2 separate regions of the Homo sapiens genome follow, and region 2 is linked to region 1. A link is an interaction called in ENCODE POLR2A ChIA-PET data of the cell type or tissue named here. Cell type or tissue: HepG2. All regions are shown on one strand. Region 1 overlaps ZNF496 (zinc finger protein 496). Region 2 overlaps AHCTF1 (AT-hook containing transcription factor 1).

The links. Peaks named below come from ENCODE experiments on the same cell type or tissue, not always from the same donor. Only the 100,000 strongest peaks of a DNase experiment are listed, where the experiment ranks them.
Region 2: POLR2A ChIA-PET joins it to region 1 with 7 read pairs; 5 of 35 experiments call an interaction of 5 or more read pairs at or near these places.

The regions. Positions count from the first base shown.
Region 1 is chr1:247,323,226-247,328,225 of GRCh38, forward strand. It overlaps ZNF496 (zinc finger protein 496), which reads right to left. Exons shown (of 10, transcript NM_032752.3): 6 at 1-5. Among named protein-coding and RNA genes, the nearest start is that of ZNF496, 6.1 kb to the right of the region's middle. In HepG2, no CTCF peak of the experiment used is centred here; DNase peaks (open chromatin) are centred at 1,146 and 1,886.
Region 2 is chr1:246,922,699-246,927,698 of GRCh38, forward strand. All of the region lies in intron 1 of AHCTF1 (AT-hook containing transcription factor 1), which reads right to left. Among named protein-coding and RNA genes, the nearest start is that of AHCTF1, 6.7 kb to the right of the region's middle. In HepG2, no CTCF peak of the experiment used is centred here; no DNase peak of the experiment used is centred here.

The sequences.
Region 1 (5,000 bases):
CAGAACTGAAAGAGATCAGAAAATGGTGTCCTAAAGTGGGCCAGGGCCAGGCCTGGTGCTGATACCTTCTGAGCTTCCTGCGGCTCTTCATTTCCATTTTGGTAGCAAAGAAAATCACAAGAGAGGCACCAACAGGGAACTGTTTCATGGTGCTTTTCATAAAACCCCAGTCTCTGTTCTTAACTGTAAAATGAGGATTACAAAATGACGCACATGAAAAGTACTCTGTAAACCACAAAGATTGCTGCGACTTTGTTTCCAGATATAACAAGGGGGGCTGTAACAGAGTGTGCCTGGGTTCATGATAGCACGGTCAATTAAATGAACTCTTTCACCTCGGGTAGGTCCCCGGACCTCAGCATTGTTATCCAAACTATGGGAAAATAAAGGTTAAAACTCTATGGAGTTCAGCCGTGTGTGGTGGTACATGCCTGTAATCTCAGCTATTCTTATTTTGGGGACTGAGGTGGGAGAATCACTTGAGCCCAGGAGTTCCAGACCAGCAGGGACAACACAGAGTATTTGTTTCTTAAAAAGAAAAAGAAAAAAAAAAAGAAGAAGAAAAAGAAAAAGCCGTAGAGTTGAGGAATCTATAAGGACTCTTAGGGTCTGGATGTGGTGGCTCATGCCTGTAATCCTAGCTCTTTGGGAAGCCAAAGTGGGAGGATTGCTTAAGCTCAGGAGTTCAAGACCAGTCTGGGCAACATAGGGAGACCGCATCTCTATTAAAAATAAAAAAACTGGGAAGCTGAAACAGAAGGATTGCTTGAGCCTGAGAGATGGAGGCTGCAGTGAGCCACAGCTGCACCACTGCACTCCAGCCTGGGTGACAGAACATGGCTCTGTCTCAAATGAAAAAAAAAAAAAAAAAAAGTAAGGGCTGTTGGCAATCAGAATTACTGTGGAACTCCATAAAAAAAGAAGGAAAATCCTGTCATTTTTGACGACATGAATGAACCTGAAAGACATGCTACGAGCAATAAGCCAGACACAAAAAGAAATACTGCATGTTCTCACTTAAATGTGGACTCTAAAAAAGTTGAACTCATAGAAGCAGAGATCAGAATGCTGGTTACCAGAGGCTAGGGAATGAGGGGACTGGGGAGACATTGGTCAAAGTGTACAAAATTTCAGTGACATGAGAGGAGTAAACTCAGGAGTCCTATTGCACAACATGGTGACTATAGGCAGTAACAACGTACTGTGTACTTGAAAATTGCTAAGAGGGTAGATCTGAAGTATTTTCACCACACACAGAAAAAGGATAGGTATATGAGGTAATGCATTATATTAATTAGCTTGACTTTTTTTTTTTTTAAGAGACTGGTCTCACTAGGTTGCCTAGGCTGGAACAGAACTCCTGAGCTCAAGGGATCCTCCCACCTCAGCCTCCTGAGTAGCTGGGACTACAGGTGTGCCACCATGCCCAGCTAAGTAGCTTGGTTTAATCATTTCACAATGTGTATAGATATCAAAACATTACACTGTACACTGTAAATACATACAATTTTTTTTTGTCAATTTGAAGACAGAAATTAAACAAAAAAGAAAAACTGTTACCACTGTAGGTACTCCTGAAAGAGCATTTGACACAGTGTCCTAAAGACCCTCATACAAAATGTAAAGTGTGGCTTTGGGACCATCTCACCAGCCTTATTTTGGGCTACCAGGGACTCTGCCACTCTTCTCTCCTGGAATTGGAAACTACCCTTTGTTCAGGCTTCTGCCATGAGCCACATCCCCTGCCAACAGTGCAGCCATGTAAAAATGAGCTCTGTTTCAAAAGGTACTCCTTTCTCAGATTAAGACTTGGAGAGCTGTGCTATAGTCTACTGGTTAACCCCAGGTCACATGTTAAGTCATTATCAAAGCAAACCCCAGAGGCCAGTGTCCCTGGCCTTTCAGACCTGGAATACAAAGCCTGCAGGAAACAGCAGCTGCAGGAGTGGCTATGTGGAACAAAGGACGGGGCCAGGAGCCCACACAGATGGCAGTGCCATTCTAGGGGTCTCAGTGGAAGGCAGCCTCTTCACTGTGTCTGAAGGGGAAGCTCAGGCTGGATGGGCGTAGATTTGAGGAGGTGGTATTTTTCTGTGTGTATGTTCCATTTTAAGTTTCTATCTTCATCTTTATTTAACTTACTTTTACCTCCCAGTTTTATTAAGCTATAATTGACAAAAATTGTATGTATTTTGTATACGAAAACTGTACAATGTGATAACTATACATTGTGAAATGATTAAATTAAGCTAATTAACAAATCTATACCTCATATATTTTTGTGACGAGAACATTTCTTATTTACTTTCTTAGCAATTTTCAAGTATAAGATGCATTATTTTTCATCAACCTCACCATGCTGTACCATAGATCTCCAGAATTTATTCATCTTACCTAACGGAAACTTTGTACTCTTTGACCGATGTCTCCCAGAGGGGGTGTTTTATTTTTTAGAGGTGGGTTCTCGCTATGTTGCCCAGGCTGGTCTCAAACTCCTGGCCTCAAGCAATCCTCCTGCTTCAGCCCCCTGAGTAGCTGGAACTATAGGCATGAGCCACCATGCCTGGCTAGGAGGTGGTGTTTTAGTTCTGCTTCCTCACACCTGCCACCTTCTGGGATATGTAGCTATCCCAGATATTCATATATATATGAATGGAGATGCCCCCTAACTGGGTAACCTGGCTAACTCCTTCCCATCCCTAGCCCTCCCTTCTCCAAGTTTAAAATCATGTTGGCCGGGCACAGTGGCTCACGCCTGTAATCCCAACACTTTGGGAGGCTGAGACATATGTATATATATATATACACACGCATATATATATATACACACACACACACATATATACACACACACACACATATATACACACACATATATATACACACACATATATATACATACATATATATATATACACACATATATATATATATATATGAATATGTAGTCCCACCCTACTTTTGGCCCCGATAAATGAATACATGGACCCTTTCAAGAATCACTTCGGAGAGTTGCAGACCCTACACAAAATCTAGCTTTTGGGGAAGATCTTCAAGATGAGGAACTATACAGCTCTGATAGGTAGTGCATTCCAATGATGAACTGTCCCAATAGTTAAGGTTTTCCTGATTGCTAACTCTCATCATACCTACTTTGCCTATTGATTATTGCTCATGGAAATGGGAGAGCTGGCCCTGTTTTCCTAAAGCCCATCTGTGGTTGCTGGCTTATCTCAGAACTTTATCAAGAAGCAACTGCACAGGCTACTGTAGTTCCTGAAACTTCTTCCTCTCCACCTGCATGCCTTCCCAGACCCCACTACAAGGCCTCTCACAGCCCCCCACTTCCTGCATAACCCAAGCTACTTGCACGTGCATTATGTGGGCGACTGGCTGCTTCCCTTATACCTGTTGTTACAGGCTAAGTTATGGCCCTCTCAAATTCCTATGTTGAAGCCCTAACCCTTAGGTACCTCAGAATGCGACTGAGTATTTGGAGATAGGGTCTTTAAAGAGGTCATTAAGATAAAATCAGGTCATATGGGTGGGCCCTAATCCAATAGGACTGGTGTACTTATAAGAAGAGGAGATTAAGACACAGACACACACAAAGGAAAGACCACATAAAGAGACCCAGAGAGAGAAGGTGTCTGTTACACCTGCTCTGCAAACTTCTCTTAGTGTAAACATCTTCCTCTTCCTTTCCCTGAAAGAAAACCGCCCGTCATCAAGAGTCCTGGCACAAAGCTTGTTGTCAGCTTTCAGGGCCGGATATTCATGGGTTTTTACGGGTCCCAAAGAGAGCCAGTGGCATAAGAGACTTCCCCTCCTAGCTCCTTTTTTTTTGTTTTGTTTTGAGATGGAGTTTTACTGTTTTTACCCAGGCTGGAATGCAATGGCGTGATCTCAGCTCACTGCAATCTCCGCCTCCCAGGTTCAAGTGATTCTCCTGCCTCAGCCTCCCGAAAAGCTGGAATTATAGGCACCCACCACCACACACAACTAATTTTGTATTTTTAGTAGCGATGGGGTTTCACCATCTTGGCCAGGCTGGTCTCGAACTCCTGACCTCAGGTGATCCGCCCGCCTTGGCCTCCCAAAGTGCTGGGATTACAGGCGTGAGCCACCGCGCCCAACCCCTAGCTCCTTCTAAATGTCTATCTGCAAACTTCTCTTAGTGTTAACATTAGGCATGTCTACAAGCCAAGGAGAGAGGCTTCAGAAGAACCCAAGGCTGCTGATACATTGACTTCAGACTTCCAGCCTCCTGAACTGTGAGAGAATACATTTCTGTTACATAAGGCATCCAGTCTGTGGTACTTTGTTATGGCAGCCAACAACACACCAAACTTGATTTATAAGCAAGAAAAGGCTGAAGAGTTTATGTGATTTGTACAGAAGTCAATATAGTTTTTCCACACACAGAAATTTAATAGGCATTTTGGTTTTATTACTGAAAAGCTTATCATAATGCCAAACACAACTTCTGCAAGTCATAAGAAAGTCTCCCCTGGCCCCCCAGACACTCTCTTTCCATTGTACCTATAGAGCACTATGGCAAGTCCACCCAGAGTCATAAGAAAGCCCCCCTGGCCCCCCAGACACTCTCTTTCCACTGTACATATAAAGCACCGTGGCAAGTCCACCCAGAGGAACCCACGGGCCAGACTTCCTTCAACCCAAGGGCGCTGGTTTCCCATGATATGTACTTAAAGTTTTGGGCACCTCAGGCCTTGTGTTCAACCTTTTGTAGGTTGTATCTCATTTAATTGTCCAAAAACCCCAAAAAAGGTAATTACTATCTCTGCTGGACAGAGGAAGAAACTGAGGCTTTCAGAGTTTAGAAACATGCCTCAGGTCATAACCAGAAGATTCAAATCTAAGTTTATCTGATGAAAAAACTACTTTCCTGTAGCTACCATGTACTTCATATACATACTCAAACTATGTGTAGCTGATGTTCTGGCCCCACACACTAGACACCACCCTGTGTCCTCCTA
Region 2 (5,000 bases), 400 kb before region 1:
TAGGCTGGGCGCAGTGGCTCACGCCTGTAATCCCAGCACTTTGGGAGGCCAAGGAGGGCGGATCACGAGGTCAGGAGATCGAGACCATCCTGGATAACACGGTGAAACCCTGTCTCTACTAAAAATACAAAAAAAATAGCCGGGCGTGGTGGCAGGCGCCTGTAGTCCCAGCTACTCGGGAGGCTGAGGCAGGAGAATGGCATGAACCCAGGAGGCGGAGTTTGCAGTGAGCCGAGATTGCACCACTGCACTCTAGCCTGGGCGACAGAGCGAGACTCTGTCTCAAAAAAAAAAAAAAAAAAAAAAGTATCAATAGTATTCTTAATAGCCTATCAATAGTATTCTTAATAGCCAAATACTAAATACAACCAAAGGAGAATGAAGAAGAAGTTATTTAATCAAATAATACCAAAAAAAAAAAAAAAAAAAAGATAGGCTGGGCACGGTGGCCCATGCCTGTAATCCCAGCACTTTGGGAGGCCGAGGTGGGCAGATCACCTGAGGTCAGGAGTTTGAGACCAGCCTGACTAACATGATGAAACCCCATCTTTACTAAAAATACAAAAATTAGCTGGGCATGGTGACATGCGTCTGTAATCCCAGCTACTCAGGAGGCTGAGGCATGAGAACTGCTTGAACCTAGGAGTCAAGGGTTGCAGTGGGCCAAAATTGTGCCACTGCACTCCAGCCTAGGTGACAGCAAGACTCTGTCCCAAAAATAAATAAATAAATACATAAATAAATACATAAAATAATTATAATAACTGAAACAATGTGATATAGGCTAGTAATGGACAAACAGGTCAACAAAACAGATAAAATAATCTAGACACAGAATCACTAAGTTCAGCAGATGGTAAAAAGCTATTTGGATATTTCAATTCAGAGCAGACATGTGGACTCTTCAATCAACATTTCTGGTATAATGTGCTACTCATCTGCAGCAAAGACATTACACACGGCTAGAGTGAAGTGGTGGAAGTGACACATTGCTTTACATTCCTCCCCTAGTATCTAGCAAATGAAATGTGTGCGTGCATGCGTGTGTGTGTGTGTGCGCGTAGCACACAGGAGCAGGTACAGAAGAAAGAAGGTGAGTTCACAAAATCCAGAGAATTCTAACATCCTTCAGTGTGTGTGGGGTGAAGTGAAATGAAGGGGGAAATAGATAACCCCAGGAAAACTCCAGGTCTGGAAGTCCCTAACTACATACTATGCCACAGGACCTGAGAAGAGGGCCATGTTTCAGGGAACTGTGCTGCTGTTTTGGGAGAAAGGTGAAGGCCCAAAGGCGTAGAATATAAATCTGGCAAAAGAGAGATCCGAGGTACAAGTCATTACCGTTTCTCAGCACTCCCCCTCCTATCTATTGAGTACAGAAAGGACTACATTCAGTTCCAACACCCAGCCCAAGCCATTCTCACAGAAGAGAATCAATACTATCAAACTGAAACCTGTGGTAAAATAACAGGATAACAGCCACTTCTAACAGATGTGTTTAACTTTAAAAAATTTATAAAGAAATATTTACATTAAAAGAACTACTATAAATTTAACAATTCCTTTCAGTTTTCTTATGAAATTAACTATTTCTAAAAATTAGCATTTCATACAATAATCTCTATGAATTCTTCCATCTGTTTATCTTTAAACAGAGATATCTGAAATATTCACAAAACATTAGTGCCGTTTATTTTTGTGTGATGCAAATTTGTGATTTGCTCATTTCAGTATGGCTTGGATTTCTTATAAAATCAATAATTAAAGAATTTTAAAACATATATATATAAAATAAAAATGCAACTTTAAAAATACAGTACATATTTATGTAGCCTTAGGATGGGAACAAGGCAAAAATCAACCTAACGTTCTTTCTTGTCATTCTTATTCTCTCCACATCTTAGTCCCCTCCCCCAAAAAAATTTATGTGAAAAAAACATTTCAAAGATTCACTCAAAAAATTAAAATATATGAGTTATCATTTTCTGTTCAGGCTATAAATGCTATCTCCTAGACAAAAACTTGATGGACTGCCTCAAAAACTTAATCACATATGTCACCATTAAGTCACAAAACCTAAAAAGTTATGTTTGAGATTTCCAAGTCATCAAAAGTAGAAGTTTGCTTTTTATTATCCAAAACAGATCCAAAAGTCTAACCTAATATAAAGGTGTGCATCAATAGGAAGCTATGACCATTAGCCTCCAATACAAAACCCTCATGAGGGTCCTATACTCAAGCCTTAGTTGCTCTTATATACACAAATGGACCCTATTCATCTCCTAAGTAGCTTAGTACCAAAAAAATTTTTAGAGAAACAGATGGAAAAGGCCAGAATCACATTGTTACTATGTTGTTTTCCCCTCTGACAGCCTTTTATATAGCTTGATAAAACTAGTTTAATGATGAACTGAAGTTAACACATTTTTCCTACTAAACTTAAAACCAAAGTAAGTCAACCAGAACCAAAACCTTCAGAATTCCATGCAGTAGCTTTTTACAAAGTGTATTCAGAAGAGTGCTAATGGATAATGAGCAAAAAAGTTCCATGATCCCTATACTTCAATCAAAATCATCTCAATACAATTTTGGAAAGATTTTCACAAAATCCAAAGTCCAAAGGATAACACACAAAAAGCATTTTTTGGAAAATGAAATATAGTAAATGTTCTATTTCTTAGGCTGGGTGAGTTTTGTTATGTTGTTTGAATGCAAAACAAAGATGATATAGAAGTACTAGCTCTAAGAGAATAAAGCCACAGTATTTAAACTGTGGCCAGACATGATGGCTTATGCCTGTACACCCAGCACTCTGGGAAGCTCAGGCGGAAGGATCTCTTAAGACCAGGAGTTGTAGGTTGCAGTAAGCTATGATCAGGCCACTGCACTCCAGCCTGGGCAAGATCCTGTTTCTAAAAATATAAAAAATAAACCTAATGTGGTTTGTATAACTGTCCCCTCCCAATCTCATACTGAAATGTGATCCCCAGTGTTGGAGGTGGGGCCTGGTAGGAGGTGTCTGGGTCATGGGAGAGGACCCCTCATGAATGGGTTGGTGTCCTCTCCACAGTAATGAATTCACATGAGATCTGGCTGTTTAAAGCCAGGCATGGTGGCTCCCAGCACTTTGGGAGGCTGAGGCAGGCAGACTGACTGAGCCCAGGAATTTGACACCAGCCTGGGCCACATGGCGAAATCTCATCTCTACGAAAAATAATTAGCCAGGTGTGGTGGCGCCTGCCTGTAGTCCCAGCTACTGGGATTGCTTGAGCCTGGGAGGTCAAGGTTGCAGTGAGCCATAACTGCACCAATGAATTCTAGCCTAGGCGACAGTGAGACCCTGTCTTTAAAAAAAAAAAAAAAAAAAAGGCCTGGTACCTCCTCACTCCCCACTCTCATCATGTGAGTATCCTGCTCTCCCTTTGCCTTCTGACATGATTGGAAGCTTCCTGACACCCTCACCAGAAGGTAGGCAGCTGCTGGTGTCATGCCTGCACAGCCTGCAGAACCATGAGGCAAAATAAACCTCTTTTCTTCATAAATTATCCAGTTTCACATATTCCTTTATAGCAACACAGGCTAACGTATTTCTAATTCAAACTTTGAATCCAGGTTCTAGCACTTAATAATACATGTAACATTGTGCTTTACTATATTCTGTCTTCCTCCCTTTCATATCCAAGCTTCTAGAAAAGAGGAGTACTTATTTCTCCAGACTTCATCATGGTGCCTAGCACAAAGGAGTTCAAAAAAATGTTTAATAAAGTTTTTCAAATTTAACAGCCTTTGAATCTATAGGGCAAAATTGGTTTTAAGACTTTTCCAATTTAAGCACACTACAGAGAACATCGAAACACTCTATTATTAGAAATAGGGGCCAGGCGCGGTGGCTCACACCTGTCATCCCAGCACTTCGGAAAGCTGAGGTGGGTGGATCACCTGAGGTCAGGAGTTCAAGACCAGCCTCACTAACAGGGTGAAATCCCGTCTCTACTAAATACAGAAAACTAACCAGGTGTGGTGGCGCATGCCTATAATCCCAGCTACTTTGGGAGGCTGAGGCAGGAGAATCACTTGAACCCGGGAGGCGGAGATTGCAGTCAGCCGACACTGCACCATTGCACTCCAGCCTGGGCAACAAGAGCGAAACCCCGTTTCAAAACAAACAAGTCTCAAAACAAACAAAAGTGTATGGCCGGGCCGCGGTGGCACACGCCTGTAATCCCAGCACTTTGGGAGGCTAAGGCGGGCGGATCACGAGGTCAGGAGATCGAGACCATCCTGGCTAACAAGGTGAAATCCCGTCTCTACTAAAAATACAGAAACAAAATTAGCAGGGCGTGGTGACGGGAACCTGTAGTCCCAGGTACCCGGGAGGCTGAGGAGGGAGAATGGCGTGAACCCGGGAGGCGGAGCTTGCAGTGAGCCAAGATCGTGCCACTGCACTCCAGCCTGGGCGACAGAGCGAGACTCTGTCTCAAAAAAAAAAAAAGAAAGAAATAGGCCAGGCACTGTGGCTCACACCTGTCATCTCAGCACTTTGGGAGGCCAAGGCGGGAGAATGGCTGAGGTCAGGAGTTGGTTAGAGACCAGTCTGGCCAACATGGTGAAACCCCGTCTCTACTAAAAACAAGAAATGTAGCAGCCAGCCACGGCTGCATACGCTTGTCATCCCGACTACTTGGGAAGCTGAGGCATGGGAATCGCTTGAACCGGGGAGGTGGAGGTAGCTGTGAGCTGAGATGGTGCCACTACACTCCAGCCTCAGCAACACAGCCTGACTGTCTCAAAAAGAAAAACTATATTATTAGAAAGAATATCTCATATAAAGGTATATGAAAACACAAACACACATGAAACACCTACGTTCAGTACTGTACAAAATTAAACAGAATCCCAGCCTTTTATGACATGCCAGCACTGGCAACCTATAAAAAGTAATTTACTAAGTTTCAATTCCTTTCCAAAGGCTAGATAGGCAGAGCAGGAACGTTCTACTG